5 separate regions of the Homo sapiens genome follow, and regions 1, 3, 4 and 5 are each linked to region 2. Evidence: read pairs that join two places in POLR2A ChIA-PET (ENCODE). Cell type or tissue: CD4-positive, alpha-beta T cell. All regions are shown on one strand. Links, peaks and the distances in the headings refer to the core of each region. The heading gives the core; the rest is flanking DNA.

Region 1 (6,399 bases), core at 1,346-5,345, 69 kb before region 2:
GAAAATATATGTTAGAAAGAAAACTGGAGAAACTGAAACACTTGTGCACTGTTGGTGAGAATGTCAAATGGTGTAACCACTGTAGAAAACAAGTTTGGTCGTTTCTCAAAAGCTAAATATGGAATTACCAGGCTCGGCACAGTGGCTCACACTGGGGCGGACTAAGGTGGGAGGATCATGTGAGCCCAGGAGTTAGAGACCAGTGTAGGCAACATAGTGAGACCCTGTTTCTACAAAACATAAACAAAATGAGCCAGGTGTGGTGTTGTACACCTATAATCACAGCTCCTGAGAAGGCTGAGGTGGGAGGACTGCTTGAGCCTAAGAGGTCGAGGCTGCAGTGAGCCGAGACCATGTCACTACACTCCAACCTGAGCACCAGAATGAGGGCCTGTCTCAAAAAATAATAATAATAAGGCCGGGCACAGTGGCTCACGCCTATAATCTCAGCACTTTGGGAGGGGGAGGTGGGTGGATCATGAGGTCAGGAATTCAAGATCAGCCTGGCCAAGATGGCGAAACCCCATCTCTACTAAAAATACAAAAATTAGCTGGGCGTGGTGGCGTGCACCTGTAATCCCAGCTACTTGGGAGGCTGAGGTAGAGAACTGCCGAACACAGGAGGCAGAGGTTGCAGTGAGCTGAGATAGCGCCACTGCACTCTAGCCTGGGCGACAGAGTGAGACTCCATCTCAAAAAAAAAAAAAAGTATAATACAATAAAAAATAAATATAGAATTGCCATATAATCCAGCAATTTCACTCCCAGGTACATACACAAAAGAACTGAAAACAGACATTTGTATACCAGTGTTCACGGCAGCATTATTCACAACAGCCAAAATGTGGAAACAACACAACTGTCCATCAACAGATGGAGAAACAAAATGTGTTATATTCATACAATGGAATATCATTCAGTCATGAAAACAAGTGAAGTTCTGATACATGCCACAACATGGACGAACCCTGAAAACATGCTAAAGGAAATAAGCCTGACACAAAAGGACAAATGTCATATGATTCCAATTATGTGAAATATCTAGAATAGGCAAATTCATAAATAAAAGGTAGATTAGAGGTTACCAGGTGGAGGAAATGGAGAGTTATTGCTTAATGGTTACAGAGTTTAGAGTCATGAAAAATTTTGGAAATAGCAGTGATGGTTGTACAACATAGTAAATGGTAGTTAATACCATGAAATCATACATTCAAAAATGGTTGAATCTTACTACAATTAGAAAATTATGCAATGGGGCCAGGCACAGTGGCTCACACCTGTAATCCCAACACTTTGGGAGGCCAAGGTGGGCAGATCTTGAGTTCCAGGAGTTCAAGACCAGCCTGGGCAATACAGTAGTGAGATCTCATCTCTATAAAAAATCTTTAGGCCGGGTGCGGTGGCTCATGCCTGTAATCCCAGCACTTTGGGAGGTCGAGGCGGGCAGATCATGAGGTCAGGAGATGGAGACCGTCCTGGCTAACACAGTGAAACCATGTCTCTACTAAAAATACAAAAAAAAATTAGCCAGGCCTGGTGGCGGGCGCCTGTAGTCCCAGCTACTCGGGAGGCTGAGGCAGGAGAATGGCGTGAACCTGGAAGGCGGAGCTTGCAGTGAGCTGAGATAGCACCACTGCACTCCAGCCAGTGAGACCCGTCTCAAAAAAAAAAAAAAAAAAAAATTTAAATATTAGCCAGGTGTGGTGGTGTACATCTGTAGTACTCAGAGGCTGAGGTGGGAGGATGGCTTGAGCTCAGGAGCTTGAGTGTGCAGTAAGCCATGATTGCACCACTGCGCTCCAGCCTGGGAAACAGAGCGAGACCCTGACGGAGGAAGAAAAAAGAAAGAAGAAAGGAAGAAGGAAAAAAGAAGAAAGGAGAAAGGAACAAAGAAGAAAGAAGAAGAAAGAAGAAAGAAAAAAGGTAGGAGAAGAAAAATAGGAATTAAAATTATGCAATAAAACTCTAATTGAAATGTAAAGCAATGTCAATACAGTCCATAGTTTAAAATGAGAATATATTTGTTCTTGGCTATAAATATCATCTTCTATTCCTATACTGTTACAAACTTCCTAGGTTATTTGAACAACTCACTGAATATCATTAACCCTCAATTTCCTCACCCAAAAAGTGAATTTCTAGATAATTTCTATGTATCCTTCTAGGTAAAACAATCTGACATTTCGAAAACTATGGCTTTCTGAGCATTCAACTCTACTAAGTAGAAAGCAAAGTATTTCCCACAACTTAGTTTTTACCACGAGCTTGGTGATTCCACAGCAATAACTTCAACAAAAAGTTAACGTGTAACTTTCATTTTATGTATACCTACACACAACAGAGAGCTTCTTCCTTCAGTCAAAAATTACACTGGACCACAACAAATCCACTTCTGATCTCAACACAAATTCCTAATCTTAGCTTCTAAACATCTAGAAGTAACCCTAGAGAATATATATAGCCCATGAGTAGTTTGTGCCATTCTCATTTCTGAGAACCCAACTAAGCTTTGCAATATACCCTCTTTACAGAAAACATGCAAACCAGCAGCATACATGTATACCGACACAACCATACACAGATTTGTGCTCTGAGGATCCGATGGAACCCCTCTATGGTTAGTCTGCAGACCCCAAGTAAAAAACCTCTGGTTCTAAACCACACTGCTATTTGAAAGATGAGAGCATACAGGTATTGAAAAAGTCAATTACTTCCCAGCCAAAGTAGTTAAAACATGCTCAATCTAGCCTTACACCACACAGTAACAGCCCTTAAAATGAAGCAGTACAGACTGTACATAAATGTACGCCTATCATTCAAGAACTTGCCCAGTGCCTGTAATATCTCAGGTACCAATACTGCCTTTAGTCCTGGGTCCTGCACTTTAGAAGGCTCTGTGTATCATAAACCCAAAATACAAAGGCAGTAAGTGTTTTTCTTCTTCATTTCAGACCTCTAGGAAAGTTTTTTGAAGACAATTTAGCTAAAGGAACAGGTGGTTATCACAAGCCAAGCTGCCCCAGACCTGTGCCCTGGTCAGTGTAGATGTGTGCAGCAGACCTATGGTCAGGCTCCCTAGGGCAGCTGGCAAAGGACAAGGCTTCTGCAGGGCCACTGGTGGCCATGGAGGCCGGGCCATGGGGGTGGTGACTGGATTTATAGCTTTAAAAAAATTTTTTAATGATATATCATAGTTGGGGAGGACATATAATAATATTTTATACATGTATACAATGTGTAATGCTCAAATCAGGGTAAATGGGATATCCATCCCCTCGAACATTTATCTTTTCTTTGGATTTACAGCTTTTAATAGTTTAGATACAGGTTTTCTCAGCCTATTGACATTTTTGGTCAGATAATTCTTTGCTTGGGAGGTGAGGAGTGTAGCAGCCCTGGCCTCCAACCACCAGATGCCAGTAGCACCCTCCCCAGTGGTGACAGCCAAAAAAATGTCTCCGGTTATTTCTGAATGTCCCCGGCGGCGGGTGGGGGCGGTGTGTGGGCAAAATTGTCTGCAGCTGAGAACCACTGGTTTAAACAGATGGTATATGGCCCTGTATTGATAAGCCTGTTCTGACTGGGTCCCCACAAACATGTTAGGGGTGGGCCGGCAAGCACATGACTTGGCTGAATTTAGACAGGGAGTTTTATACCACAGCTCTCCCACTTGATACAGACCTCCAGGATGGAACCTTCTTCAGTTTCAGGTCAACCTAAGCTTCACAGGCCCCCTTCATATAGCAGGGTTCAGAGCACCTGTCAGGTAGGACTGCTGTGAGGATCCCATGAGGTGGTGCCTGGAAACCACCAGCTGCTTAATAAATGCTAGTTTTCTTTTTTCTTCTCATTAAAAAAGAACTATGAACTGAATAGTTCCAAGACCTATGCCACAGTAAGTGCTTAGCAGATGACTGTTAGGATAGGATTCTAGCCATCAAGGAGCTATTTAATAATGAGGGACACTGGAAAGGAAAACAAATGACTTTCTAAATCTAAATGCTTCAATCATCAGCTCTTTGCATGTTTTAACTTCCCAAACCATTTCCCTATGCCTTAAGACTCATCCAACTGAACCCCACTCTTCAGCCTATTTGTCCCCAGTGTCTTCTCTTCTTCCAAGTTTTGGTGTAAAACTGTTTAGTCACATCTACACTCTAGTATGAATATTGTCTTTTAAATCAATCACCTCTGAAGGCTACAATAAATTAATTCCACTGATACACCACTGTGTAACATGACATGAGGGCTCCCCTTTCTTCCTGAAAGAACTATCTTTAAATTTAATTTAGGTGCCACACAGGATAAAAATGAGTGTCAATACCACATAGTCACAGAACTCTTATACTCCAAAAGTAAATATGATTCATCTGACATGCGTGGTTCATCAGATGTTGCTTTGAATGGCTTCTGGCTATTTCCAAAAACCTAATCTACCTTGAAGGGTAAAGATTTTCCACCGCTGGGGATAAAAGGATACACTGTGAGACTCTGAAAGCAATTTAAAAAGGAAGGGGTGTTTCAAAATGTTTTCCAGAATGACAGCATAGATGAAATGTATATGCTGTCCCTAAAGTGCAAAGTACATTTCATTGTGTAAGTTTCTGGTCATATTCCTTCACAGTCACATTTTTTAAGCAGGGTACCAAGCTTCCTTATTACATGTGTATAACGGAGGACAAAACTGAAGAATTAGAGGTAATTAGCTCTATGGACAAACTTAAGACTTATTAATAAAATGTTACGGCCGGGCGCTGTGGCTCACACCTATAATCCCAGCATTTTGGGAGGCCGAGGCGGGCGGATCATGAGGTCAGGAGATTGAGACCATCGTGGTCAACACAGTGAAACCCCATCTCTACTAACAATACAAAAAATTAGCTGAGCGTGGTGGTGCATGCCTGTAATCCCAGCTACTCGGGAGGCTGAGGCAGGAGAATAGCTTGAACCCGGGAGTGGGAGGTTGCAGTGAGCCGAGATCGCACCACTGCAGTCCAGCCTGGTGACAGTGCAAGACTTCATCCCAAAAATAAAAGTGTTACATTGGTTCTTTTATAATGTCCATCAATTACATCATCCAACCTCTCCATTTCAACAGGCATGGTGACGTTGCAGAAAAGATATGACTACATGCTTACCTCCCAGGAAAATATCTTTTTTTTTTTTTTTTTTTTTTTTTTTTGAGACAGAGTCTCTCTCTGTCACCCAGGCTGGAGTGCAGTGGCGCCATCTCAGCTCACTGCAAGCTCCGGCTCCCAGGTTCATGCCATTCTCCTGCCTCAGCCTCCCGAGTAGCTGGGACTACAGGTGCCCACCATCACGCCTGGCTAATTTTTTGTATTTTTAGTAGAGACGGGGTTTCACCGTGTTAGCCAGGATGGTCTCGATCTCCTGACGTCATGATCCACCCACCTCGGCCTTCCAAAGTGCTGGGATTACAGGCGTGAGCCACCACGCTCGACCAATATCTTTATCTATCTATTGAGTATCATATATATCCCAGAATAACAGACCCACATCCCACCATCTCCAAATAAAGCATCATTTGGTTCTACAAAGGCCTTGCCAATGGCACCAAGTTTGCTATATTTGCTAATGGTAAACTTCTGCATAAGAGGTGCCAGAATCAACACATCATAAATATGTACATTTCATTTTTGGAGGCTTGTATTTTTCTTTTTCTTTTGAGACAGAGTCTCACTCCCTCACCCAGGCTGGAGTGCGGTGGCGTGATCTCGGCTCATTGCAACCTCCACCTCCCGGATTCAAGCAATTCTCCTGCTTCAGCCTCCCGAGTAGCTAGGATTACAGGTACCCACCCCCACGCCTGGCTAATTTTTGTATTTTTAGTAGAAACGGGGTTTTGCCATGTTGGCTAGGCTGGTCTCAAACTCCTGACCTCAGGTGATCCGCCGGCCTTGGTGTCCCAAAGTACTGGGATTACAGGCTTGAGCCACTGTGCCTGGACTCATTTTTGTTTTTTGTTTTTTTTTAGTAGAGATGGGGTTTTACTCTGTTGGCCAGGCTGGTCTTGAACTCCTGACCTCATGTGATCCACCCTCCTCAGCCTCCCAAAGTGCTGGGATTACAAGCATGAGCCACTGCACCTGGCAGAGGCTTGTATTTTTCTAAACATAACAAATTCAAAGGAACATTAATGAAGTCAAAGCTATAGCAGTCACTTTCAAGACATCATCAGAGTACCAGGCCACTATGCCTATAACTCTGCAGTGTGCCACAATGAAACCAAGACAGTGCCCCAATTCTGATCAAAAGGTGACTTCTGCTGCATAAACAATTCACAAACCTTACATATGGCATCAATCATTGTTTAATGACTCCTGTGGGGGGAGAGCAGGCTCTTCCATAATTACTAAAAGCAGTATAACTCAAAAAGAA
Region 2 (6,399 bases), core at 979-4,978:
TAAACAAAATAGTCTCATTCTTTATAGATACGAAGTTTATGTGTAGAAGCCAATACACATTTCCTGCCTCTTCCCCCTCACTTCCTGGCCGCCGGTGCTACAGAGCAACTGTCCTGCCACACTTGAGTGAGATGGAAAAAACCAATTCTTCACCCCAGTTCACTTCCATGACTTCCGGCAGTGTCTGTTCAGAGGTCAAAGCTGTTGGTGATTTTCCACTTGTGCTGGACATAAACCTGGCAAAAAGGCAGGAATTTTAGGGACAGAGGGCTTTCTACCATGGCAGGTCAGAAGGGCCTGGGGGAACAGGGCCTGACCCACACCAAGTAAATATTTGTTGAATGAATGAATGAATGGAAGAAATGGTATCTTATGGTTTGTCTTTTTTGGAGACAGAGTCTTGCTGTTGCCCTGCCTGGAGAGTGGTGGCACGATCATGGCTCTCTGCAGCCTCGAGCTCCTGGGCTCAAGCATCCACCCATCTCAGCCTCCCAAGTAGCTAGGACTACAGTCATGTGCCACCATGCTCAGCTAATTTATTTTTATTTTTTGTTTTTGGTAGAGACGGGGACTCTCTGTGTTGCCCAGGCTGGTCTCAAATTCCTGGCCTCCTGAAGTGCTGGGATTATAGGTGTGAGCCACCGTGCCCAGGCAATGCCCCGTGTTTTTAATAGAATGACGTAGAGGTAATTGTTTTTTCTTTCTGTTTTGAGATGAAAACAAGGAATTGGTTTCATTTTCATTATTTTTTCATCTGTACTTCAGTGCTGCTGAAACTTTCACCTGAGAGGAGGATTTCAGATTTCTCGATTCTGCCCCCGCAACGAGTTGCTTCTCTTCTTTCTCTGCACAGTCTTCACTTTCATGAAGCCAAATGCCTCCTTGCAATTCAGCTCCTGGTTTTGAGTGTGTAAGGAAGACACACGCTTCTCGTGAAATTCTGGAGAATGTCTCCGGACTGCGTGGGAAGCTTATGAACCAGAGGTGCCTGTACTGACAGAAGCCTGTGAGCAAAGAGGGTTCCGAGAACTGGTTAGCTCTTTCTAGCCGGGAATATTAAGCTGTAAAGAACAAGGAAATGGAGGGAGCATTCACATATGTACTGCAGTTGGCATGGGGGTCTCCTTGGAGAGGCTTCCTGTGGGCAACTATGGGTGCATTCAGTAGGGACATTTAGATAACTAAGATGAGCCCTGGAACAACCAAAATAGAGTCAATGTAATAAAACACTCTCTGATTCTGGGACACGTCCCCCTCGTCTCTGAAAGGAAACACTTGGCTTCAGTTTGGCTCAGCAATGTAACACCTTTTCTCCCGGCTTAGAACCAGCTCTTAGCAAGCAGAGTGGGTGGCTTTTGTGTGATACCATGGGCACTAGTAACGCCTCAGGCTGAAGTCCCGGCCTGATAGGTTATGCCCTTAACCTTCTAAAACCAGAAACGAGAGGAAAGAAACCACAGAAGGAAACTGTAGAAACTCAACCCCAGGGGAGGCGAGCATTACCTTCATAATTTATTGCAAACAGTGCCTATTTTGTTTCCAAAGTGTTTTAAATTAAACTTAGTTGTGTATCATTTGGAATGTAAATATTCATCCTCAAAAGTGAGTAGCAGGGAGTATGGACTGTCTGAGTAACCACAGTGTGTGTGTCTGAGCTTTGTGACAAGTCTACTATGCCTTCTTGATGCTGGGCTACAATTAAAGCATGTTCTAAAAAAAGTAAAAAATGCACTTAGATGTTAGTAAGTATGAGCTAAGTAATTTTGGAAACTTTGGTGTGCATTTTAGAGATTGAGATTTTCATTTACATATATCAGTTGATTCTTCAGAAGCAATTTAAATAACTTAAGACTGTTTTTTAAACATAATCTTATCTCTAAAGCCCAAGGTAGAGGTCAAAATGCAAATATTTGAGGCTGTGATGTGATGGTCACTATGTATCCAGTTTGTAATCCTCCATATAACTGATGTATTAGTATTTTATCTAAACATCTTGCTGTGGGTATGTGAAGCAGGCCCACAGAACAGAACTAATGAACACCTGAGACCGTGCCAGTGTGTTCATTTAAAATGCGCTGCACCTTGTTCTGACACTCGATTTGTTGTAGATATTTGATCCTCTTGAGGCTTGCTTTTAAGCTCTGTTAGGGTGGGGCCAGAGGAGTTTTTAATCCAGGATTAATTTCTCACCTTAGTAGTGCCCCACTATGGAGGAGAAACTTCTGAGGACTCTACCCGAGGCCCACGTATTACAAAGTCTTTTCATTCCGGCTGGTGGACACGGACTCTGTTTCCAGCCCGCGTGAGCTCCAAGAATTGCTTGGCCTGAGGCTTTCCAGATTTCTTTCTCCCGTGCATTTGCTGAATAGTACTCAGCCAAAGAGCATGTGCAGCCTCCAGCACCCTGTCTTCGTGCAACTCTCCTCTCTCTCTTATTCTTTCTCATACATTTTAGACGACCCCGCCTCATTGAACCTCAGTCTCTGTCCCCTCAATTCAATGAGACTGACAGGCTCCCCCTGCTGGGCTGCAGCCTGAGCACTCTGTCTAGGCAAGAAGAAGCTGGAGCAATCACAGGTGTCTCATCACTTTCCCCTTCTCTCAGGCATCTTGGGCCTGCACATCTGCTGGCCAATGCCCTAAACGGTTATTTTTCCATATGTTTTGATATTTTGCCTGTTTTTCTAGTTGTTCATGGTGGGAGGACAATTTCCATAACAGTAATCCTTTGTGGGCAGACAGAGAATCCCGTCTAGCGTAGTTTTGCATTTGCTTCCCTGAGGCCCCGGACCTCGACCATTTTTATGGGAATTCTTGGCTTGAGATTGTTACCATGTGGTGCTGTAAATTTGCACCCCACAAACATGCAGTACTAGTTTGAGGAATCCATTAAATTTTCTTCCATCCAGAACCGCCCCCAGGCAGATGGAAAGCTTCTGTATAGCTTCTCTATGTCAGTTGGTGATATTTTTACTATTCCCATTTTTGTTTTGACTAAGCCACTCTTTGTGCATCTCAGATTTGTGCAGGCATCTTGGGTACCAACTCACTACCTTGAACAATCCAGGTCTACATCTCTCATTCTGGCATGTGTATTAAAACTCCAGTCCCAGATCTTAGAGGCTATATCTAGGCAAAAATTAGTATTTCTGCATTATGTAGGCTGTGCATATTTGATTTTCATGTACTTGAAATGTCTTAGCCTAGTGACTAAGTCCAATTTTTTTTTTTTTTTTTTGACAGAGTATCACTCTGTCTTCCAGGCTGGAGTGCAGTGGTGCAATCACAGCTCACTGCAGCCTTGACCTCCCAGGCTCAAGCGATCCTCCTGCTTCAGCCTCCCGAGTAGCTGGAACTACAGGCTCGTGCCACCACCCCCAGCTAATTTTGGATTTTTTGTAGAGATGGGCTTTCACCATGTTCTCCAGGCTAGTCTCAAACTCCTGGGCTCGAGTGATCCTCCTGCCTGGGCTTCCCAAAGTGCTGGGATTACAGGTGTAAGCCACTGCACCCAGCCTCCAGCTTTGTGATTCCAATGTAAAATGTTTAATTGACTGTGATTTTATGTTCATCTTACTAGGTTTATATACAATATGAGAATATTTATGAAAACTCCAAATTTTCTGTATTTATATACTTAGTTTAGTAGATAAAGTTATTTAAGTTCTTGAGACAGTTTTGTTTAAGTCAGACAATAGTAGTCCTTAAAGTGGAGAGAAAATATATTAATTTATAAATAAAGCTTAACAAATTAAAGGGAATTAAGTTATGCTATAAAAAGCAGCCTTAAACTTAATGTTCTTCAATAGTCAGATTTTTAAATGGAAAAATAATGTTTTAAAGTTGAACTTCAAGAATTTAGGAAGATCTAGGTTTTAAAATGTGTCACTTGACTATTATATATATATATATATATTAATTTTTTTATTTTTTTAATTTTTTTGTGATGGAGTTTCGCTCTTGTTGCCCAGGCTGGAGTGCAATGGTGAGATCTCGGCTCGCCACAACCTCCGCCTCCTGGGTTCAAGCAATTCTCCTGCCTCAGCCTCCTGAGTAGCTGGGATTACAGGCATGTGCCACCACGCCCGGCTAGTTTTGTATTTTTAGTAGAGATGGAGTTTCTCCATGCTGGCCAGGCTGGTCTCAAACTCCCGACCTCAGGTGATCCGCCCGCCTCGGCCTCCCGAAGTGCTGGGATTACAGGCGTGAGCCACTGCACCCCAGCCTATATATTAATTTTATAAAACTGAAGTAAACTCTGAATGGTCTTTTCTGTGTTCCAAGTTGATCCTTTAAGTACCACTACTTCACATTTACCAGGTCACAGATTCATAAATTTTTATGTGTTACAAAGTATCTTCGGCACCATTAAAGTGATGGATCTATAGTTTCAGTTCTATTTTCCCCTGTAGAAATAGCAGCTTTTTACCTAAGCTATTAAATCTTGAGGTCACTGGTTTAGTTTGGTCATAATAATGGCTGAAATAATTCTTATAGCTGTTTTGTTGAGCAATCTCAGCGTATGGAGCTCCGAACACAAAAGCCATCTCCCCAACTCACTGCTGCTGTGTCCCAGCAAACCCCTCTGCTGGGCGCAGGGGTCTTAGGGCACACTTTGATTTCATACATTTTTGCACAATTTCAGAATTTGGAATACACTGTTTTAAAATTTTGTTTCCACCTGATTCAACACCCGTCTTGCTTTCTCCCCAGTCTGGGATCCAGCAGGTGGAAATTAGGGAAGGGGTGGGAGGTGCTGCTTGCAGAAACCTCACCTCTCTGACACTGGGAGCTCTGTTGCTGGCTTTTTGAGGGGTGTGGTGGGGGCTTTTCGGAGAGTCTTAGGGGCCTCTCGCTTGCACAGCCCTTGGCCCTTGGCATGGGAGGTCTGCCGCCGCTTGAACCTTTCCCACCCCCACCCCCACCCCGCCACCCTCCCATCTTTAGCTCCCCAGCAGGTGTCCACCCACTGGCAGTTTCCTTCCGGGTCAGCTTGTTCAGATGTAGCCCTCTTACTGAGGCAGGCAGAACCGCAGACTGCTCATGGCCAGCCACCTTCCATGGGGTCCGCTTGACCCTTGGGAAGCTCATCTCCTTGCCATATCTGGGAGTGAGAACACAGCATCTGGCTCCTGCCTGGTGTTCAGTGTCATAGCAGCAGCATCCAGCACTTGTTTGGACAAGTGGATTGGCCACAGTCAGATGAGAAGCAATTTCCAGCCTTAAACTTGTAAAGGAGAGGGTGTGTAGGAGCCCCTGCCAACTGTATAAGGAAATTTCTTGTCTCATCCGCTACCTTTGGCAGGAGAAAGAAGGGGAAAAAATTGTTTTTATGAGATGGTCTTGTTCTGTTGCCCAGGCTGGAGTGCAGTGGCGCCATCATGGCTCATTGCAGGCTTGACCTCCCAGGCTCAAATGATCCTCCCACCTCAGCTTCCCAAGTAGCTGTGACTATAGGTGGGCACCACCACACCCAGCTGATTTTTAAAATTTGTTGTAGAGAGGGGTCTCGCTGTGTTGCCCAGGCTGGTCTTGAACTCCTAGACTCAAGCAATCCTCCCGCCTCAGCCTTCCAAAGTGCTGGGATTACAGGTGTGAGATACTGCACCCAACAGAAAAAAACACCATGACGATTTTCCTAGAATGGTGTGTGTTATGTGTGTGTGTGTGTGTGTGTGTGTGTGTGTGTGTGTGTGTGGTGCTGGGGTTGGGGAGGACAAAACTTTCTACAACAGCTGCTGCTGGGATGCTGACCCTCAGCAAACCCCTCAGGGAGTGGCAATTTCCACAGCTGGCAGTTCTCTGAGCTCAGAATGAGGCTTCTTATGTACCTTTTATTCTTAGCTGTGGGCCCTTAGTCTCCAGTTCTGGCAGGAGGCGCCTCACACCATCTTATCACATGTAATTGTCACATTACATTCAATTGCCTTGTGTATCTTATTAATGGAATTGGCTTGATTGTGTGGTAAGCCACCAGATGTGCAGTGGCCGTGTAATTTCACACCCCTGAACCTCGTTGAGCTCAAACGACTTATCTGATCATGTTGCAAGGTACTGCTTTCACCAAAAGGAATTTAAATCAGAAGATGTGGCACAAGACGCGTTGAGAAAGAAGCACCAAGAAGCCACCCAACCTAGCAGCAAAACAGCAGGAATTTGAGAAACAGTGTCGGGGAAGAGGACAGACGTGAAAACTGTTTATTCATACAGAGGAGGTTCCAAGCCACGAGGCGCCCGTCGAAAAGCACATCACCTCTGTAACAACACACGAGACACGGCCATGGCTTCACAGCTGCAGCAAATCCCAATTCGCCCCACGACACATTCGTCTGCCCTCTGACCATCATTCAATGTCCCTCCAACTTCATTCAAGTCTTCTCCTTAAAACTGTTTCCTAAT
Region 3 (6,399 bases), core at 1,520-5,519, 92 kb before region 2:
GCCCATTATACTGGCCTGTTTCTGGTACAGTTCAGTTTTCACACAGTCAAAATTAAGCACCTATTTCATGCCAGTCACTACAGTAAGTCCTTATGAAGATAAACAAAATTCTGCCCTCATCCTCTCTCAGAGGACCTTGGTTCTTGAAAGAGATATAACAAATACTGTCTTATATAATCCCTTATGATAATGCTATTTGGGAGACTGTTAGGAAGACTAGAGAACAAAAAGAGAAAAAATCTACTTGGGAGAGTTAGGTAAGGCTTCAAGCAGCAGAAAATATTTGTTCTAGAAGTGCAAGTATGTGTAAAGGGCTGAACAGATTAAGGAAGGAAGGTTCCCAGTGGGCAGTCCCAGGCAGAGAGAACAGCTTATGGGAAAGTGTGCTAAGTTTGAGGGACAAGAGTGAGATGCCACAAGGCCTTTGACCCTGTGCAAGTTTATCATGTGGGCAATGGGTGCAATCAGTGCTTCTTCTGTTCAGGGAAGCGACAGGATTAGGTCACAGGGGGAGGATGAACTAGAGAAGAGGTAGCTAAAGGCAGAGAGACTACTCCAGAAGTCACCACAACAAATTCAGGCAAGAGACTGCACAGCTCTATGGTAGAAGAGACACACACAGGGAGCTGAGAATCAGTTAGTCTTGATGACTGTTGCATGAACCAACTTAGAGATATGGAAATAAAAAGAGTAGACCTGGTGGGGAACTTCCTATCAAGGTTGAACTTAAAGAACACTACTTACTACCACACTGCTTCAAAAGTTTGTGTACATGAAAATCATTCTGGGTGGTTTTAAAAAATGCAAATTTCTGACTGTTTTAAAGCTTAAGAACTAATTATGAAGATGAGCCAGGTTAGGGAAGCATAGTTCCATGTAAAAGTAAGAGCTCTTGCTACTTTGTGCTACTTCCAAAATCAGTTCAACAGAAAACTGACTACACAAAGGCTCTGAGCCTTGGGAATTGTCCTGTCCTTTGTCTTTTACAGAGAAAAAGTACAGGGGAGTTTTTGAATCGTTCTGAGCTGGTGTTGGGCCTCAGAGGACTCCCTCCTGAGAGAATGAGATTTAGCCAGGATGAGGTGTGCTTTGGAGGATCTGAGGTTCTAGTCAATTCCCCGTAGATCACAAACTCTGTCTTTCTAAATCAGAGCAACCCCATCACCTCCACTGTTTGAAGTCGCAGTCAGGGAGGTTTTTATATCTAACTTCTTTTTCCCCACTAAATGAGGAAAACTGGCAAGGAGCACACTCTAGGTCAGTATTTCTCAAAGAGTGGTCCTTGGACTGCCTGCAATAGAAGCAAGTTTTGGTGCTTAAGAATGTAGGTTCATTCATGAAAAATACGGGAAAGGGGGATAAAAACAAATACACGCTCATGAACCCCAACCCAGACCTACTACATAAAAAGCTGGAAATGAGGTCTTAAAAATCTGTTACCCACGATTCTGACAGACACCCAAGTTTGGGAACTAACTCTAGGCTCTGTTGCAAGAACTTTCTCCTCTTAAGCCTGATTAAGTTTGTTATGAAGACTAAGTTGTTATGGGCTCAAGTTCACATCCTGTCGTATAAAGATGTCAAGGTCTGATAAGTGTGGATCAGAAGTGGAAGCAATAGATAGTAATAGAATTTTAGACATTTTAATGACAGCTGACCTGACTGTTTTATGATACTTAAATTCTAGAACTGGCAGTGCTTCTGTGAAAAAACTCAGAAATTCTGGCCTGGGAAGACTGCTTGCCTAAGGACCCCTTCCACAATTACAACCAAATATTACTCAATATCAACCTTTGGGATACGTAAGAAGAGGGGATTTTCTGATTCAATATTTCTGTTTGGGAATTTAAACAGACACATAATGCAATGGCTAGATCTGAAGGTAAAAACAGGGCTCCCTGGATTTCAATGATTTCAGTGCTCAGAGAGGCACCGAAACACAAGGGTGGGCCCCCAGTAGCCATGTCTATAATACGGGACCCAGGTCTTGGTATCTGCTGGCTGACAGGGGTGGGAAACATCTGGCCCAAACAGATATTCATGAAACGTATATGGAGAGCCAAGGCCACCCAAGACTGGGAGGGCTGGGCTACCTGAGATGGGATGCAGAAGGCCCACCAGCTTGGAACACTGACACCCCAGGTGGCCCTGGCTCTTGCCCTCTTGGCATCTCTCTGAACGATGAGCCAGTCATAAGTTTCTTTGCGTGGTTGTTCAGAGTCCATTTCCAATGTTGCCAACAGAGGACTTAAATCAGACAGGCTAGATCCTGACTGGATAAAGCCACCTGGAGCCCTAAAACACCCTCCTGCAAATATCAGCCTGGCAAAACTAGCAAGAACATGCTTCAAACATAACCCAGATAACACTTTATGCTACTTAACAACTTAATCTGTTGAGAAAAAAATTTTTAATTTTTTAAAAATGAGAAAATATGAAGCTGGCCTTAAGCTTAGTTCTCAGGGCTGATAAGTTTTAAATTAGGATTTTTGGATCTGTCACCATGTTATTTCCTTTGAGGGAATCTGAAAGCTCAGACTTCTGCTCACTGAGTTCACTTCACTATGATGATTTCAACACACTCACTTTCTATAAACAGATGAACTGCTTTGTTGGACTGAGTAGGGCTCAGAAAAGGGAAGACGCTTTCCCAGTATAGCAATGCACCCTCTCTCCGAGTGGCGGCCCAGACCTTTACTCAACGACAGTGTCTACTTCAGCTTTTCAGCAGGTATAACTTAAGGAAGGACCATAAACATCACCTATTTCATCTTCAAAAATTACCAGCCCCCATCTTCTACCCACCCCAGTCATCAGCCCAATAATTTTCTGGACAATTCTTCAAAAGCCAATACCAGTTTTCATCTTAATCTGGTATTTCGTAAGAGGAGCAAGGATGTTTCAGGTTCCCTGGGTAAGGAGGAAGTGGGATCAAAAAGGAACGTACATCCACAACAGATTGTGAATCCCCAGAGCACAAAGGCAAAGATCAAAAAGATGATAGGGGAGGATGTGTGGGCTCAGCGGCTGAGAAGAAAGCAGAGGTCACAAGATGGGATCTGTTGCTGTGAGTGCCCAAGGCCCCCTGCCCTCTCCCTACCACAGCACCCACCACGCGGCATGAACATTTAGGCTACCTTCAAACTCTTGAGTTCCGGTAAGGAAGAGAAAAGTCCCGCAAGCTTCACTGCTTCCTGAAAGCTTGGCACAGTGCCTAGCAATAGTAGGTTCTTAATAAGTGGTTTTGGATCAATGAATGGACCAATGAATAAATGAATGAATGAATGCAAGACCTAGTGAACAGAATCAGCAAGGAGAGGGAGAAATATACACAGTGTTGCGTTTTATCTCACTGACTTAGAGTAAAATTCAAGAGGTAAGTGAAGATACATATAACCATGCACTGGAAAAAAAAAAAAAAAACAGGCTGGGTGCGGTGGCTCACGACTGTAATCCCAGCACTTTGGGAGGCCGAGGCGGGGGGTGGATCACCTGAGGTCAGGGGTTTGAGACCAGCCTGGCCAACATGGTGAAACTCTCTACTAAAAACACAAAAATTAGCCAGGCATGGTGGTGGGCACCTGTAATCCCAGCTACTCAGGAGGCCGAGACACGAGAATCGCTTGAACCCAGGAGGTGGAGGTTGCAGTGAGCCAAGATCGCGCCACTGCATTACAGCCTGGGCGACAGAGTGAAACTCCATATCAAAAACAAAACAAAACAAAAAAACAAAAACAAAGAAAAGAAATCCATGGTGGAAGTTAACCCAAAGTCCCAAAAGCAATGCCCATGTGTTCAGACCAATACTTTCCTCCAGAAGCTGCTGAAGACCTCACAGAGAAAAACTTGCATAAATCTAGTCTATGTCAGTGACAAAAATGACACCGCCTCAGGATGGGTAAATCTAAAAATATCCCCGTGAGAACAAATGACAGCCAAGTAGATCATTCTGGAGAATACTGAGCAGCGCAGCAGCAACTCGCGGCAGAGACTGCTGGTCATCAGAGGAAGTCAGTGTGAAGTCAGCCGAGGCAGGGGCAAGGGTGCCGTAACTGCATTATTACAGAAAACAAAGTGAAACACAACCACAAAGTTATCCATCTTCTACTAGTCAGCTGACTTTTACGAAAATGCCCAATATAATTATGCTACAGAGCACAGCCTTTAAGGAAAATGGCTGGAAACAATAGTTTAATTTTCCTGTGCTCAATAATGTACCAGAACATTAATTTTCTTCAGAAATAGAACCTGGTACAGAGCAAGAAAAACTAGTGTTCAATTTTATCGTTAAATTTCAAAATAACATGTGTGGCTTAAGGAGATCCTAAAACGGTAAGCAGCACCCTCAAAAGGGGGCCCCAACTCCCTTCCTCAGCCCCGACAACATTCACATGGCCAAACTTGTTTCAAACTATCATAGCTCTGTAAAACTAAATGGTTCCTGTTCCCACATTTCTCTTTAATGCTTCTCCCTTCATTTCCCAAAATGAAAATAAAACCTTGTCATGAAACTTTCTGATAATTTAATTCTTGTCTGTTCCCATCAAGGCTAAAATATGCCCAGTTTTGACCTCTGTACATGAGGTGACAGATGCTGTTACAGGGAACATTTAACCTGACTGGCAAATAGAGAGAAATGCAATAAGTAAAATCATTAAGAACTGTAATCAGTTCAACATTCTGTTTATAATTAATAATGAAAGATATTAAACTATTACTTAAGTTAACCTTTGTGTAATGGTTATACCTATCAGCACAGAAAAAATTCCAGCTAAATGTTCATGCCAATTTAGCTATGAAGTTTTAAGATTACAAATAGCTGTACCTTGAACTATTCAAAATAGATTTTTCTTAAAACAAAAAAAAAAGCATACACTTTACAGGCAGGAAAATTAACCCTTTTGTAGTGTACAGTTGTTAGCTGTGACCACACATTGCTGTAGCCACCACTATAATCAAGATACAGATCAATCAGACTGCTCTCCAAAATGCCCAAACCCATCTGGAGTCAATCCCTCTTCCCCACCCATGCCAATCACTGATCTGCTTTCTGTCCCTAGTCTTGCCATCTCTGGAATATCATATAAATAGAACCATACAGTATGTACCTTTGGATTCTGGCTTCTTTAGCTTAGCACAGTCCACGTGACATTAATCAATACTGCTGCATGTATCAGTAGTCTGTTCCCTGTTAAGTAGTACCCCACTGCATGGATGTATCAAATGTTTATCCATTCACTAGCTAGAAGATATCTGGGTTGTTTCCAGGTTTCGGCAATTACAAATAAAACTACAGGTTGAGTATCCCCCTTATCCAAAATGCTCAGGACCAGAAATGTTTTGAATTTTGGATATTTTCAGATTTTGGAATATTTGCATATACATAATGACCCAAGTCCAAACATAAAATTCATTTATGTTTCATATACACCTTAAACACATAGGCTGAAGGTAATTATAGAAAATATTTTCAATTAATTTTGCACACGAAACAAAGCTTTAACTGCATCTTGGCTGGGACCTATCACCAGGGCAAGTGTGGAATTTTCCACTTGTGGCATCAGAGAGTTTTGGATTTTAGAGCATTTTGGATTTCAGATTTTTGGATTAGGGATGCTCATTCTGTACTATAAACATTTGTGTACAGGCATTTGTGTGAACATAATTTCATTTTATTTGGATATTTTAAAACGGGATTGCTAAGATATCTTTTTACAAAGTTGATTTTACTGGTATTGTTTAGTTGTTGTTGTTGTTTTGTTTTGTTTTTTTGAGATGCAGTCTTGCTCTGTGGCCCAGGCTGGAGTGCAGTGGTGCAATCTGCCTCCCAGGTTCACACCATTCTCCTTCCTCAGCCTCCTCAGTAGCTGGGATTACGGGCGCCTGCCACCACGCCCAGCTAATTTTTTTGTATTTTTTAGTAGAGATGGGGTTTCACCGTGTTAGCCAGGATGGTCTCGATCTCCTGACCTCGCGATCCGCCCGCCTCAGACTCCCAAAGTGCTGGGATTAACAGGCGTGAGCCACCGCGCCTGGGCTTCTACTGGTATTGTTTTTAAGGAATCTTCAGTGTCCTTGGGGGAGCCTGTTATTAGAGAAATCCTTCCTTTGTAAAATAACGTAACTGTTTTTTAAGTTTGGATTTTCACATGTGGGATTTGCTTAAAATGTAAATTCACCTCTATACTGGTGAAAATTCAAATTCATTTTCTCATGGTCTTAACTTTTTAAACATTGTATATCCTCAACAAATTACATAAGCTGTAATTCAGATGTTTTACTCATTATTCTTCCTAATGTTAGTTACAGGGAGATGATGGGGGAAAAAGTGGAGAGGGCACTAACTTACCCCTTCCAATTGCCATTTTAGGCTGCGTGCGTTGGCTCACACTTGTAATC
Region 4 (6,399 bases), core at 1,170-5,169, 78 kb before region 2:
AATTCTTGTTTATGATCACAGAAGAAAGCAACTGCAGCCACTCTCATATATCCAAATACAACGTCAGCTTCAAAATATTAGTTTACCATTCCAAAAATTATGACTAGGCCAACAAAAACTGTAACACTTTTATATGATTTTTACTACTACACTTAAATGCAAAGAGAATGTGAAACCAAATATATTATTTTTGAAACATAATTTTTAAAAATTCTCAGTTTAAAACAGCAACTTCATTTTTTTCCTAGGAAAAAAAAGTCTTTTGTTAAATAACAACGAATAGAGATAGCAGAAAGATGGCATAGTAAATGCAGGAGGGCAGGTAGCCAAAGATTTCTGTTCAACATAACACTTAGAAGTTAATAAAATTCACTACAACATTACATTTTCCTAAGAAAGGGCATTAGTCTTTTTCTTTTGGTGGATGCCATCCCCTTGTCTCTCAGTAGTGTCCAGATTGAGCAAGCAGCGAAGGGAGCAGGGACATTGGGAGATGTAACTCACCAAGATACCAGGAGGGGACTTGTCATGGTAAACATCTTGAGTTTTACTTAATGAGCCTTTACAAACCACCTCATCTTCCTTGTCATCTTCTAAGTAAAACATCTTGAAATTTAACTAGCATGTCTTTTTTCAGAGATGAAGGTATATAATCAAAACAGAAAGCTGCTCTCTTGACAAACTGAGTACAAACTGCTTGCAGACACAGTTATATGGCTAAAACTGAAAGGAAATGGTTCTTAAAAAAAAAAAAAGCAATGCATACACAAGTTTACCAATGAGATTTGCTCAAAATACCTCAACCCCTTCTCCCCAAAGGAGATAAGCAGGGGCATGGGACAGGTTGTGCCATGTGTTTACACTGATAGGCACCAAGACCTGCCCAATCACATGATGGCCACTGCAGCTTCCATCACACAGGACAGGGATTGAGTTAATGATTCTCTAAACCAATCACATCCTCATTTTTTAGAAATAAAAACAGCTACTACACATATGGAGAGTGATCTTACATAAGCTAATCATGTAAGGGAAGTAATTTACAGACATTTTCCGAGCAGCAGGGAGCTTCCCAAAGTCAGCCAGATTACATGCCTCCAAGAGCCCAACTACTGAACACTTTTCCTTTGTCAGACTGGTGTGACCCAAGGTATTTTCACAATTCTGGGAGATATCCTGCTCAGTACTGTATATAACAAGCAGAATTTATTAATTTCAAGAATATGATAATGCAACACTGTAAAATTAAAACATTCCTGGTATTTCCTTGGCAGCTCTCAGTAAGTCAAAACATAGTAATTTTAACTGAATTTTTCTAAAAACCGCAAACACACAACTCACATGGACAAACATATTAGATTTCTGAATTAAGATACACTGTTTTTTTCATACCATTGTCTAGGATTGTGCTGTTCATCACAAACAGCCATTAGCCACGTGTGGCTACTGAGCAATGGCAATCAGGCCAGTACCAACTGCAATGTGCTCCAAGTGTAAAATACACACTGGATTTCCATGACTAAGAATGAAAAGAGAATAAAAAAACTCATAATTTCTAATATATACTACATGTTTAAAGGATATTTTGGATATACTGAGTTAAATAAGAAATTACATTTACTTTTACCTAGTTTTTTTTTTCCCACTTTTTAAAATGTGATTACTAGAAAATTTGAAATTACACATGTGGCTCACATTATATTTCTATTGGACAATGCTGCTCTAAGGCCCCGAGACAATCTTGAGAACAAGGTGGGGAAAAGGCCATTCAGGCAAGTTATAGGTAAGGAAGAACTGAGGACAACTGGATTGTTCATCATTCCTTTAAAGTATTTAGTTAATTCATCAACAATATACTAGCTGATCCACATCCATTTAACCTTCACATTAAACCCTTTTCTCTGCATCTAAACTTCACAAAAGACAAAATTTTCAAATGTTTGACCAAGTAATAGGTGTCTGGTGATGCTTAATACAGTAACATATCACCAAGGTTCATATAATAAAAACATTAAGTGGCAGAATTAAAAACCAATTTCACCAAAATTAGAAATGGCAAAACTTATCTTGCATGCAGCATGTTTTCCTGCTTGCCTTCTAGCCCAGCATAGTATCGTGGACCTGCAGTACACCAAAGTGCCCAGTCACTTGCGATCTAATTCAACACACATCATGTACACAAACTCCTACTTCCAGAAGAGAATTGTTTAGGTTTTTCTGGCCTAAATTTTATGCAATGAATAAAAATTTAAATCTCTTCATCCATGATCTACTGCAGTTCAGGATCCTTGGCATCAGATGGTAGTGATAAAAACCGGATATTGGGGTGCTGCCGGTGGAGAAAAATGGAAGAAGCCAGAGGTCAGCAAGAAGGGGAGGCTAGTAGGAGAAAGAGAGATTAAAGAGAAACCTAAGAAGGTGAAAAAAAGAAAAGTTAGAGGGGCAGAGGAAATAAAATGTAGAAGAGATGAGAAAATATTCAACTGGATAGCAGGAGAAGGGGAAAACTGTAAGGAGGGTGGAAAGAAGAAAGACAAAAACCATATCCACTTTAAATGTGAGGAAACTGAGGCCCAGAAAGAGGTCAGGCAATTAGCCCAATGTCACTCAACTGGTCAGCAAAGGTGCCAGGGAGAAGAAGCCCCCCAGTTTCTGGTTCAGTGCTTTTTTGTGTTATGCCAAGCAGAGACCAAGAAAGAACATGCTGGGGATCAGCAGGAGGAGGCTGACAAGAGGTAGGAGCAAAGGCTTAGCAAGTGAGGCGTGGTGGAGATCCAGCAGGGCAGAGGTCAGCGGGTAGAATTCTGTTCAGCAACTCTTGCCTACAATGCAGCTTACACAACAGGTGGGGCACCCAAGCCAGTCATTTGGGGGTTTCCTGATAGTGTTTGTATTGTTTCCTTGTTTTAGCTGATGACTCCCAGAATGTCCTGACTGCAAGGAACATGTACTATGGACCCATCAGAAGTGAGCTCATTTTCTAAACATCTGTGTTGCCAACAGGCACACACCTAAAGTTTCCTCCTATGGCCACCTGTGGATCACCCTGACCTTCAAAGCTGGTAGCCAAAGTTCTGCTTCCACCCCCACCATCTGCAAGGTGGCACTTTTCAGTCTTGATGGATAAATGTTAAAAATCACAACCAACAATTCTTAATCATCCCTATGATTTTCAAAGGAAAACGCTACTGTATTGTCAAACTTTTTCTCTACAGGCTAAAATAAAAATAAATGACTACTGAAAAAAGCTACTTTTTACTTTTGTATAACATCTTCAATGATCTTTTTTTTAAAAAGTGCATAGAATTTGGAAGTCTTTTTCCCAAGACTTAACTCTTTCAAAAAAAAATAGTCTAACTTAGGGAAACAAAGCTAAAATGCTAGTTAGGAAAAACAGAATCCTGTTCAGATTCCACAGCTTTAATGATGCTAAGTAAAATATATACCTTCTTTGTTTTTGTTTTTTCTACTACTAATCCCATAAGTATGTAAGACTAGGTATACAGGGCTTTTTAAGAGGGTATAACGATTTATTTAAAACTTTCTAGCTAGAATTTGCTTATCTGAAGCTGTACTAAGCTGGTTCAACAGAAATACCTTTACACCACAAGCATGTTATTTTACCATAAAACATGAAAATAATTGTACTCCCCCCCAGTGGCCATACTATGGAAACACAACACCTTGCTCCTGGATTACCAATGAAGATGTGACAAAACTAAGTTTTGATTATTAAAAAATCATGAAAATATTTTATAACCTCAATTACAAAGAATTTCATAATACCCACCGGAATTCCTCTATAGTGAAGAACCTAAGTGCATTTCTGCATTTTCAAGACTCCTCATGACAAAGGGAACATGTAAAGGACCATGGCTCACCTGAAACAAATGTTTTCATTTAGAGCCAAATGGCTCTCACCATCTACACCAAAGCATATGAAGTGTTTCTTCTCCTAAATGGAATCACTTATAATTCACTGTTTATGAAAACAACCCCAAAGGGACTGACGTTTTATTCAAAACCAAGATAAAATTCCTCTTGCTACCACTCTTGGGTTTTTCAAACATTTGTAGTTTAACTGCTCATTGGGTAATGGTTATATAGTTTACTCAAGTTCCAGTGTTTCATAATATCCTCATATAATCTCAAAATTCTAAACAAGATAGCTAGTGGCTGGCAATTTCACTGAACTGTGAGTGAATAACCAAATGCAAACAGATCTTTCCAGGAACAGAAGAGAAAAAACAAGGGAGGGTCTCCTGAGGTCAGACGCCCAGCTTAAAGTGACTCTCCCAAAGATAAACTTCTTTGAAGACTTGTCATTTATCTTTAAAATTCACACATTTTGTAGTCTATTGTGATAAGTCTATTTTTTTAATGTAAAAAAAAAAAAAAAAGAAAGACTAACTGGCCAAAGCTTTCTTCTTCCAAGTTCAAAGGTTAATGCAACACATTTACTGTAAGAATTAGAGGATGCTCAGTGTACACATCGCAGTTTAAGGAGCTTAGGACCAAACAACCTCTGCGGTCTAACCCTTCCAACACAAATGTTTGAGGTCAAGCTTTTACCCACTATTTGGAGACAAGAGAGACAATACTGAGAGTTGCCTGGCTGTAGCAGTCAAGTGCATCTGAACATTAAGAGAGTAAAGCTGAACAGCCTAATTTAGGATCAGAGTAATTATGGCCTGACTTGTGTCACAACTTTTGGACAACATTTTCAACAAAATAAAGCCAAAAGAAATGGAAAACCCTCTGTTCTGCTCAGGCAGGACTCCTGAGGCCTCAGTTGCTTGACAGGGGTGGAGGTCGGGGGTGAAGAGGGGGCCTGTTAATTGCCTAATTGTTTCTGTTTAAATGTCTTTTTCTTCTCCCATTTCACCTCTGAATAGCAGTTTGCACAGTGATGACACCCTTAGGTATACGATTTTCTGTTCTGGGGTTATATCACCCCCATTTCATTCAAACTCAAAAAATCCTGTTGAAATGCAAGTCTTACTATCATCAAATTTTAAAACACTAAATAATTTTCAAAGTGTAGTGCTTTAATCTTTTCAGAAACAAATTACTTGTTATAGACTCACAATAACAGGGGTGGCTCAGTGCATCACAACACTGAGGCCAAGTGAAGGTGCTGGAAGAAGCCAGTGCTGGGTTCCTATACTCCAGATCAAAAAGTGAGATAGCTTAAAGCTTGTCCCCCAAAAACAGCAACAAACAACAAATAAGGTGAGCAAGAGTTGATTATATCATTAAGACAATCCAAAGAAAATATAAGTGAAAATTATCACAAAATGTATCGGCATCATGTAGGAACCCCTCATCCTCACATTCCTTGACTTATTTTTTTCCACGTGGACATTTCAGGTCCATCTTTGACTCCAATTTTCTCTTCCATAGCTGGTTCCTCACAACAGTTCTAATTCAAGATTTTCTCGACCACCTGAAAAACTGGTGATGGTTGTTTAAATTATTCTGTTGCTGTGATCTCTTTCAATTACTTAAAAATTTTTTATTTAAAAGATATTTGTAATCAGCTTTACTTAGTAAATTACTCTTAGTAATTACTCTTCTTCCTGCCACCTTCTTCCATCTATAGAAACGAACGGCTGCTGTAATTTTAAGTGTACTTAGAATCCAGGAGGGTGGATCACTTGAGGTCAGGAGTTCAAGACCAGCCTGGCCAACACAGTGAAACCTCATCTCTACTAAAAATACAAGAATTAGCTGAGTGTGGTGGCTCACGCCTGTAATCCCAGCTACTCAGGAGGCTGAGGCGGAGGTTGCAGTGAGCCAAGATCATACCACTGTTCTCCAGCCTGGGCGACAGAGTGAGAGACTGTCTCAAAAAAAAAAAAAAAAAAAAAAAAAAGAATCATCATGAGTGCTGCCAGCAGGCCAGATGGGTAACAGTATAAATTACTTATCTGTAGCCTTAAATGGGTCCCCAACAGAATCTGGCAACCCTCCTTTGTTTCTGTGGTCAGCTCTCTCTCCAAATTTCTGGTTCTTTTTCAAACTTCCATGCTCCTCAACCTGACTATATTCTGCCACTCTATTTCCCCATCAGAATGTACAACATTCCATATTCTTGAATGCAGGCTCATTTATGCTCTTCAGGAGAAACGGCAAAAATGACTAATATACTTTGCTATGAGAATAAAGAATTTAGTTTCACAATGTTTAGAAATTCTAATGCTATACTTAAGTGTTATGAAGAATTTTATTTAATTGGTGAAATTTAAATTAAAATGAAAGTAACTGAATTCTTAAATTATTACACTCAGTGAATCTGCCTACTTCAATCTAAAGCTTGACTGAGATGTGTAAGAAAAAGAGAAAACCTGAAACACTGATACTCAGCTTTATATGTAAGTTATATTCTACACATACAGA
Region 5 (6,371 bases), core at 99-4,098, 66 kb after region 2:
AAAATGATTCTTTTCCCCATAAGAAGAAATATTTTTCCCAAGGTATAATTTTTGTTTCTTTATGTGGTTTAGTTTTCATTTGTTCCCTGATGAAAATGGAATGTGTATATCAATTTCTGCTGCAATTTGCTTATTCAGAATTTCCATATATATATATATATATATATATTTTTTTTTTTTTTTTTTTTGAGCTGGGGTTTTGCTCTTGTCACCCAGGCTTGAGTGCAATGGCACCATCTTGGCTCAATGCAACTTCCGTCTTCTGGGTTCAAGCAATTCTCCTGCCTCAGCCTCCCAAGTAGTTGGGATTATAGGTGTGCACCACCATGCCCGGCTAATTTTTGTATTATTAGGAGAGACAGGGTTTCACCATGTTGGCTAGGCTGGTCTCGAACTCCTGACCTTAGGTGATCCACCCACCTCAGCCTCCCAAAGTGCTGGGATTACAGGTGTGAATCACCACACCTGGCCCAGAATTTCCATATATTTCTCAAATGGTTAGCCTTTCACCATTCAGGCACACTTACCCTTGTGAGACCTTACAACTACACAACTCTGTCTGCACACAAGAAAAAAATTTACTCTAGAGCTCAGCTAAATGACAGCTTTAGAAAACATTTTTAAAAAACAGACACAATCTGCTATGTGACTTTCTCTTAGTGTATAATACTTTTATCACATTATTTTTAATCTGATGTTGGAATATTTTTCATGTGGTACAATACTATACAGCTGTCACCATGTTTATCAGTGCTTAGCTAGAAAAATATCTGGAGGATATTTCAAAAGTCCTCCTTCATTTATGTGGCTTTGCTGATCAGCTTTTCACTCAACTACTGAAATTACAGTTTTCAATGAAGAGAGGGGGTGAAGTGGTGGAAAGAAATACATCTAGATATGCAATAACATCGAAGAGAATTTTCTGAATGTTTATTTGGATTATAGGAGATAAAGAAACTATCTCATTCTTACCCAAAAAGAGTATCAGAAGAATGAAGGCTTTTAAAATAAAATACATTTATCTCTTCTCCACTTACCAACCTCCTTTATTCCTCACATTTTAAAAAAGCTTTCTCTCTCTCCCTCTATTTCAGAGCATTGTTGAATATGTGCTCTCAAATGAATATCTCCTCTCGAGTTGAGGGACAAAGAAAGGTGTCATAAAACAGAGGAGGTTATAGAAGTTGGGGTGGGGTTAGAAAAAAGAACTGGATGAGAGGCATTTAAAAATTTATCAGCACATGTGCTTCAGTTCATTGTTGTTTGATAGGAAAAACAATGTCTCCTAGGATATATTAGCCACAGGTACCAAATATCCTAATCAGATCATTCTTAGCCTACTGATAAATCATCTTAAATAAATCACTTCTGGGAATGAGGATCATATATCATACAATATAGCTATATGTGATTATAATTTTAACTTTTAAACTTTTCATGGTAACTCAAAGATATATTTATAGCTGTTTTTTTCTTTTCTTTTTTCATTTCAAAAAGTAGTAGGTAAGTAGCTATTTAGATTATTATTATTTTAGAAATTTTTAATCTTTTTATATACTTTTTTCACTTAAAGTATTTAATTTTCCAGTGTTGATTTTTCTTGCAAACTATTTAAATTAAATGTGAATAATCGCTTAATAATCTGAGGATGAGCAAGAAGGTAACAACTATGACCCTGGTACGATGTCACCTTCTTTGTGAGATCTTTCTCCTCTACATGTTCCAAACATGACTATTTCAAAGGACCTCACACAGGCTAGCAGTACCAAGTCCTGCTCTCACATCGAATTCTCTTAGCAAAATCAGGCCAGAGGTGTATCTGCCTGACAAACCAAGAAAGGCTCTATAACCAAATTACTTGAAACATTCTAGCATCATTAAGCACCCAAAATGATGTGTACAAGCCAAACCCATAGACAATTACTTTTCCAAGTCATCAGATGAAAGTACACATTTCAGATGGCTAGCTGAAAACACATACAATAAGAATGGACATTGATGAAAGCAAACATGGATGAAGGATGTGATGTAGACGATGAGAGGTGAGGACAGTGATGGAGACGGATGGAACAGCTTCCCTTTCTCAACTCTCACCTCTGTCTGTCTTCTTTTTCAGGGGGTCAGACTTACTTTTCCCCTGAGGAGCCGCTTTCTGTGGTGGCGGGGTAAGCTCTTCCTGAACTGTTTCACTTACTTTACTCACTTCTGTTTGGCCCAGGTTTTGAGAGCTACTGGGTAGTGAAGGTTTGTTAGGTTTGCTGCCAAGCAAAGCATCTTTCTGGAAGGTTGGCGGGGAGGCTTCATGCACGCGCCCCCTGGAGGCGGTTAGTCCACCAGGCTCATCGCTCAGTGCGGGACACACATCTGGAGACACTCCTCCCCCTACAGTTGCCAGACAACAACAGAAACGCATTGAGCCCGGACAGAGTATCAGCTGCTCTTATAGGATAGAACAAAGAGAAAAACATTAGGACCACAAGCAGAACAAAAACAGTCTTGGCTTAAAGAAAATCGCTCACATTTGCAAGAAATATGGAAAGACTACATTTCACACAATATACGCCAAGGAACATTTCACCTTCCCCGTATTCTGGAAAAAGAAGAAATGAGAACAAAGAAGCCAAAGATAGAATAGGAACCATTTCGATTTGCAGAACCCAAAGGGCTTTTAGTATATATAAGGAAAAGCAAATCTTAGACACAAATATTGAGAGATGTAAGCCCTATTATTCAACAGAATGAAAAAAGGACTATAAAGTGCACAAGAGACATCATATTAAAGATCCTAATTTTATAACACCTCGAATTATGTGCAGTACTACAATAGTAATGGTCTGTACCTCTCAACCTCAAAGAGACATGTTTAGAATGGTTCACATTATAAGGAATCTTCCTTCCTTCGTTTTCTTTCTTCTTTTTTTTTTTTTTGGAGTCTCACTCTGTCCCCCAGGCTGGAGTGCACTGGCGCAATCTCGGCTCACTGCAACCTCCACCTTCTGGGTTCAAACAATTCTCGTGCCTCAGCCTCCTAAGTAGCTGGGATTATAGGCATGCACCACCATACCCGGCTAATTTTTGTATTTTCAGTAGAGACAGGGTTTAGCCATGTAGGCCAGGTTGATCTCAAACTCCTGACCTCAAGTGATCCACCCGCCTTAGCCTCCCAAAGTGCTGGGATTACAGGCGTGAGCCACTGTGCCCGATCCCTATGTTATAAGGAATATGAAAAAGCTATATGAGATGCTAACTGAAGACAATCAATATTAAATCAGCTTTTTAAAAAACATGCGTTACTATATAATAAATTTTATTTTATTTATTTATTTATTTCAGACACAGGATCTTGCTTTGTTGTCCAGGGTGGAGTGCAGTGGTGAGATCATAGTTCACTGCAGCCTTGAACTCTTGGACTCAAGTGATCCACGTGCCTCAGCCTTCTGAATAGCTGGGACTACAGACATGCACCACCATGCCTGGCTAATTTTTTTTATTGTTATTTTTAGAAATGGGATTTCACTATGTTGCCCAAGTTGGTCTCAAACTCCTGGACTCAAGCAATCTGCCTGCCTCTCCCTCCCAAAGTGCTGGGATTACAGGTGTAAGCCCCCGTGCTCAGCCCACAAATATTATTTGTATTGTTTCTAACCACCTGGGTCCCTTTTCTACTTTATCCAAGATTGGGAGGTACATCACATACACACATATAATTACTTTATTACTGGTTTTATTCTGTTGGTTACTTTGCAAGCAAAGATGAAACATATGATTAAGCAATTACATGTGCCTTGCATGAATTTTAGAGGGGTTTATAAGAAGCATGTTAATGTTCTGTTAGCAAAAACAAGCCAGGCTCTGGCATAGACCAAATGGCTTTTAGGGACAAGATGATCTGTGTTATGGGTGATATACCACTTCATGGAATCGGAATGGCCCTTCACAGTCCCAGGATGAGCATGAAGTTAGAATGGAGTTTCACACAATGTGAAATATCTGAGGAAACTTGGGTTCGTGAAGATGAAAAGGCTATGGATGCACAGAATCTGGATAAGTGATGAAGGTCTGTAAAATGGCAGCTATGGAAGGTTAGACATCACCTAGAGTCAGAGAAAATGATCATCTAAGGATGCAATCATCCAGCAATATTGGAAGCTAAATAATTTCTGGAGAGGATGGTATCTTCCTTTCTAACATAGAAAAATCCATTTTTCCCCCATACAGTTATGCATAAGGAACTTACCAATAGCAGCTTTGACTTCAATAGCTTCTGAATCCTGGGAATATTCACTAAGTCCAGCTGCATTGACTGCTCTGACCCGGAAAATATAACTCTGACCAGTCACTAATCCATGACAAGTGAATCTAAAAGGAAAACAAGTTTTAAAAAATTTTCCTAGGAGGAAGATTAAGGAAGATGATTGTTAGCTTAATGGAGTGGATCTGGCTTTATGAAAACAATTCTTTTTTTTTTATTGTGATTTATTTTGAACAGAAATGGGGTCTTGCTGTGTTTCCCAGGCTAGTCTTGAACTCCTGGCCTCGAGCCATCCTCTCTCCCACCTCAGCCTCCTAAAGTGCTGGGATTACAGTTGTAAGCAGCATGCCCAGCTAATAATTCATTTTTTAAAGGAAGAAAAAGATGTAGAAAGATTCAGGTAATATATATACTTTAGACAAGAAGGTAACTAAGGCACTTTTCTAAACCCACTCTGTCAAAAAATGAGGAGCCCTGGTCTTCCCCAAATGCTCACCAGTAAAATAGGGATAATGATGCTTACATGATAATTTTCATGTAGAGGTTAGTTATAAAGTATATAAAGTACCTATATAGGGCCTGGCATATATGAGGTACTTAATAAATAATAATTAGTATTAAAATTATTAGTATTAATATTATTATATATATGTATATATAATAATAATATATACATATATAATAATATATATGAGTTATACTCTAAAATTATTATTATATATGTGTGTGTATATATATATATATATGAGTTATACTCTAAAATATATATATATATATTTTGAGACGGAGTCTCGCTCTGTTGCCCAGGCTGGAGTGCAGTAGTGCAATCTCAGCTCACTGCAACCTCCAACTCCCAGGTTCAAGCAATTCTCTGCCTCAGCCTCCTGAGTAGCTGGGACTACAGGCACCCACCACCACGCCTGGCTAATTTTTTTGTATTTTTACTAGAGATGGAGTTTCACCATCTTGGCCAGGCTGGTCTTGAACTCCGACCTCGTGATCCACCCACCTCGGCCTCCCAAAGTTCTGGGATTACAGGCAAGAGCCACCAAGCCCAGCCAACTCATATATATTTTTTAACTTTTATTTTAGGCTCAGGGATACATGGGAAGGTTTGTTATATTGGTAAACTCGTGTCACAGGGGTTTGTTGACGGATTATTTCATCACCCAGGTATTAAGCCTAATACCCAATTAATAATATGATCAATGACTATTTTAGGTATATAACTATGGCTGTAAGGCATTGGTGGCTCCTTGTCATAGAGGCCTAGTCACTGTCTCGCTGCATGCCAAGGAAGGTACTTACTTGGGAAATTACTATAGAATCTGAAGATAAGGTGAACAATGGATTCTAGAATTACCATTTAGATATGAAGATTCAATAATGAGGTGTGAATCCATGGGAAGTTTCATCCATAAAAACAACCTAACTCTTTTCATAGCTATTATGGCTATAAATAGCTGTTTCATGAATCACTGTAACATTTGAATCCATCCTAAGGACTGCAGCCAGAGGAAATAACAGGTCTGCTAACGAATCTATGACTATTCGCATGTTCAAGTATTTAACAAAGGAGCCATAATCTAGGCCAGCCCTTCAGTCCTTAGAGTCAGCTTTGCTTCAGCAAAGATTTATTGGGGTCTCGGTGTTCCAGACACTGAGTTAGGTACTGTGGACAAAAGATGAACAAAAAATGGTGCCTGCCCTCTAGCAGCTCCTGCCTACGCACCACCAGCATTTCTGAATAGTCCCAGGAAAATGCTGGGTAACTCCAAGGAAAAATGAAATACACCAACAGGCTAAATGAATCTCTTGCAAAACATATTGCCTTCCCTAATTAATCATTTATCTCTACTCTCTCACGTTCCGCAAAACCAACTCATTCTGTTGGGGTCCTCGGACTGAGAAGTGATCCAAGCCAGAAGCTGCCGAACGAGTCTATTTGACAATTTCTGGGAGGGCAGCATCCCCCTCTCATACTGGTCTCTGGTCTGGGTGCAGATCAGAATTCACCATCAATGTGCAAAGCTGATTGATAAAATAGTTGAAAGCAAGGAAGAAACCAACCCTCTCCCCATTAGAAACAAATACAAAGAGGCAGCAAATTATTCTGAAT

What was found. Peaks named below come from ENCODE experiments on the same cell type or tissue, not always from the same donor. Only the 100,000 strongest peaks of a DNase experiment are listed, where the experiment ranks them.
Region 1: POLR2A ChIA-PET joins it to region 2 with 68 read pairs; 13 of 35 experiments call an interaction of 5 or more read pairs at or near these places.
Region 3: POLR2A ChIA-PET joins it to region 2 with 11 read pairs; 9 of 35 experiments call an interaction of 5 or more read pairs at or near these places.
Region 4: POLR2A ChIA-PET joins it to region 2 with 30 read pairs; 13 of 35 experiments call an interaction of 5 or more read pairs at or near these places.
Region 5: POLR2A ChIA-PET joins it to region 2 with 22 read pairs; 9 of 35 experiments call an interaction of 5 or more read pairs at or near these places.

What each region holds. Positions count from the first base shown.
Region 1 is chr18:2,991,314-2,997,712 of GRCh38, forward strand. The region is part of intron 1 of LPIN2 (lipin 2); the gene reads right to left. Among named protein-coding and RNA genes, the nearest start is that of LPIN2, 19 kb to the right of the region's middle. In CD4-positive, alpha-beta T cell, for the core only: a CTCF peak has its summit at 3,439 (motif pointing right); a DNase peak (open chromatin) is centred at 3,438; H3K4me3 peaks cover 362 bases.
Region 2 is chr18:3,060,638-3,067,036 of GRCh38, forward strand. MYOM1 (myomesin 1) reads right to left here. Exons shown (of 38, transcript NM_003803.4): 38 at 6,170-6,399. Among named protein-coding and RNA genes, the nearest start is that of LPIN2, 51 kb to the left of the region's middle. RefSeq lists enhancers at 14-308, 676-805. In CD4-positive, alpha-beta T cell, for the core only: a CTCF peak has its summit at 2,517 (motif pointing left); DNase peaks (open chromatin) are centred at 1,354 and 2,514; H3K4me3 peaks cover 1,410 bases; H3K27ac peaks cover 1,583 bases.
Region 3 is chr18:2,968,341-2,974,739 of GRCh38, forward strand. All of the region lies in intron 1 of LPIN2 (lipin 2), which reads right to left. LPIN2-AS2 (LPIN2 antisense RNA 2) reads left to right here. Exons shown (of 3, transcript XR_001753322.2): 3 at 1,688-1,769. Among named protein-coding and RNA genes, the nearest start is that of LPIN2-AS2, 4.5 kb to the left of the region's middle. RefSeq lists an enhancer at 4,262-4,411. In CD4-positive, alpha-beta T cell, for the core only: no CTCF peak of the experiment used is centred there; DNase peaks (open chromatin) are centred at 2,671, 3,091 and 3,991; H3K4me3 peaks cover 2,095 bases; H3K27ac peaks cover 3,200 bases.
Region 4 is chr18:2,982,164-2,988,562 of GRCh38, forward strand. All of the region lies in intron 1 of LPIN2 (lipin 2), which reads right to left. LOC124904236 (a long non-coding RNA gene) reads left to right here. Exons shown (of 2, transcript XR_007066268.1): 2 at 2,911-3,247. Among named protein-coding and RNA genes, the nearest start is that of LPIN2-AS2, 18 kb to the left of the region's middle. In CD4-positive, alpha-beta T cell, for the core only: a CTCF peak has its summit at 3,691 (motif pointing left); DNase peaks (open chromatin) are centred at 2,848 and 3,638; H3K27ac peaks cover 128 bases.
Region 5 is chr18:3,127,138-3,133,508 of GRCh38, forward strand. It overlaps MYOM1 (myomesin 1), which reads right to left. Exons shown (of 38, transcript NM_003803.4): 17 at 4,238-4,359; 18 at 2,095-2,382. Among named protein-coding and RNA genes, the nearest start is that of MYOM1, 90 kb to the right of the region's middle. In CD4-positive, alpha-beta T cell, for the core only: CTCF peaks have their summits at 2,333 (motif pointing left) and 2,533; a DNase peak (open chromatin) is centred at 2,324.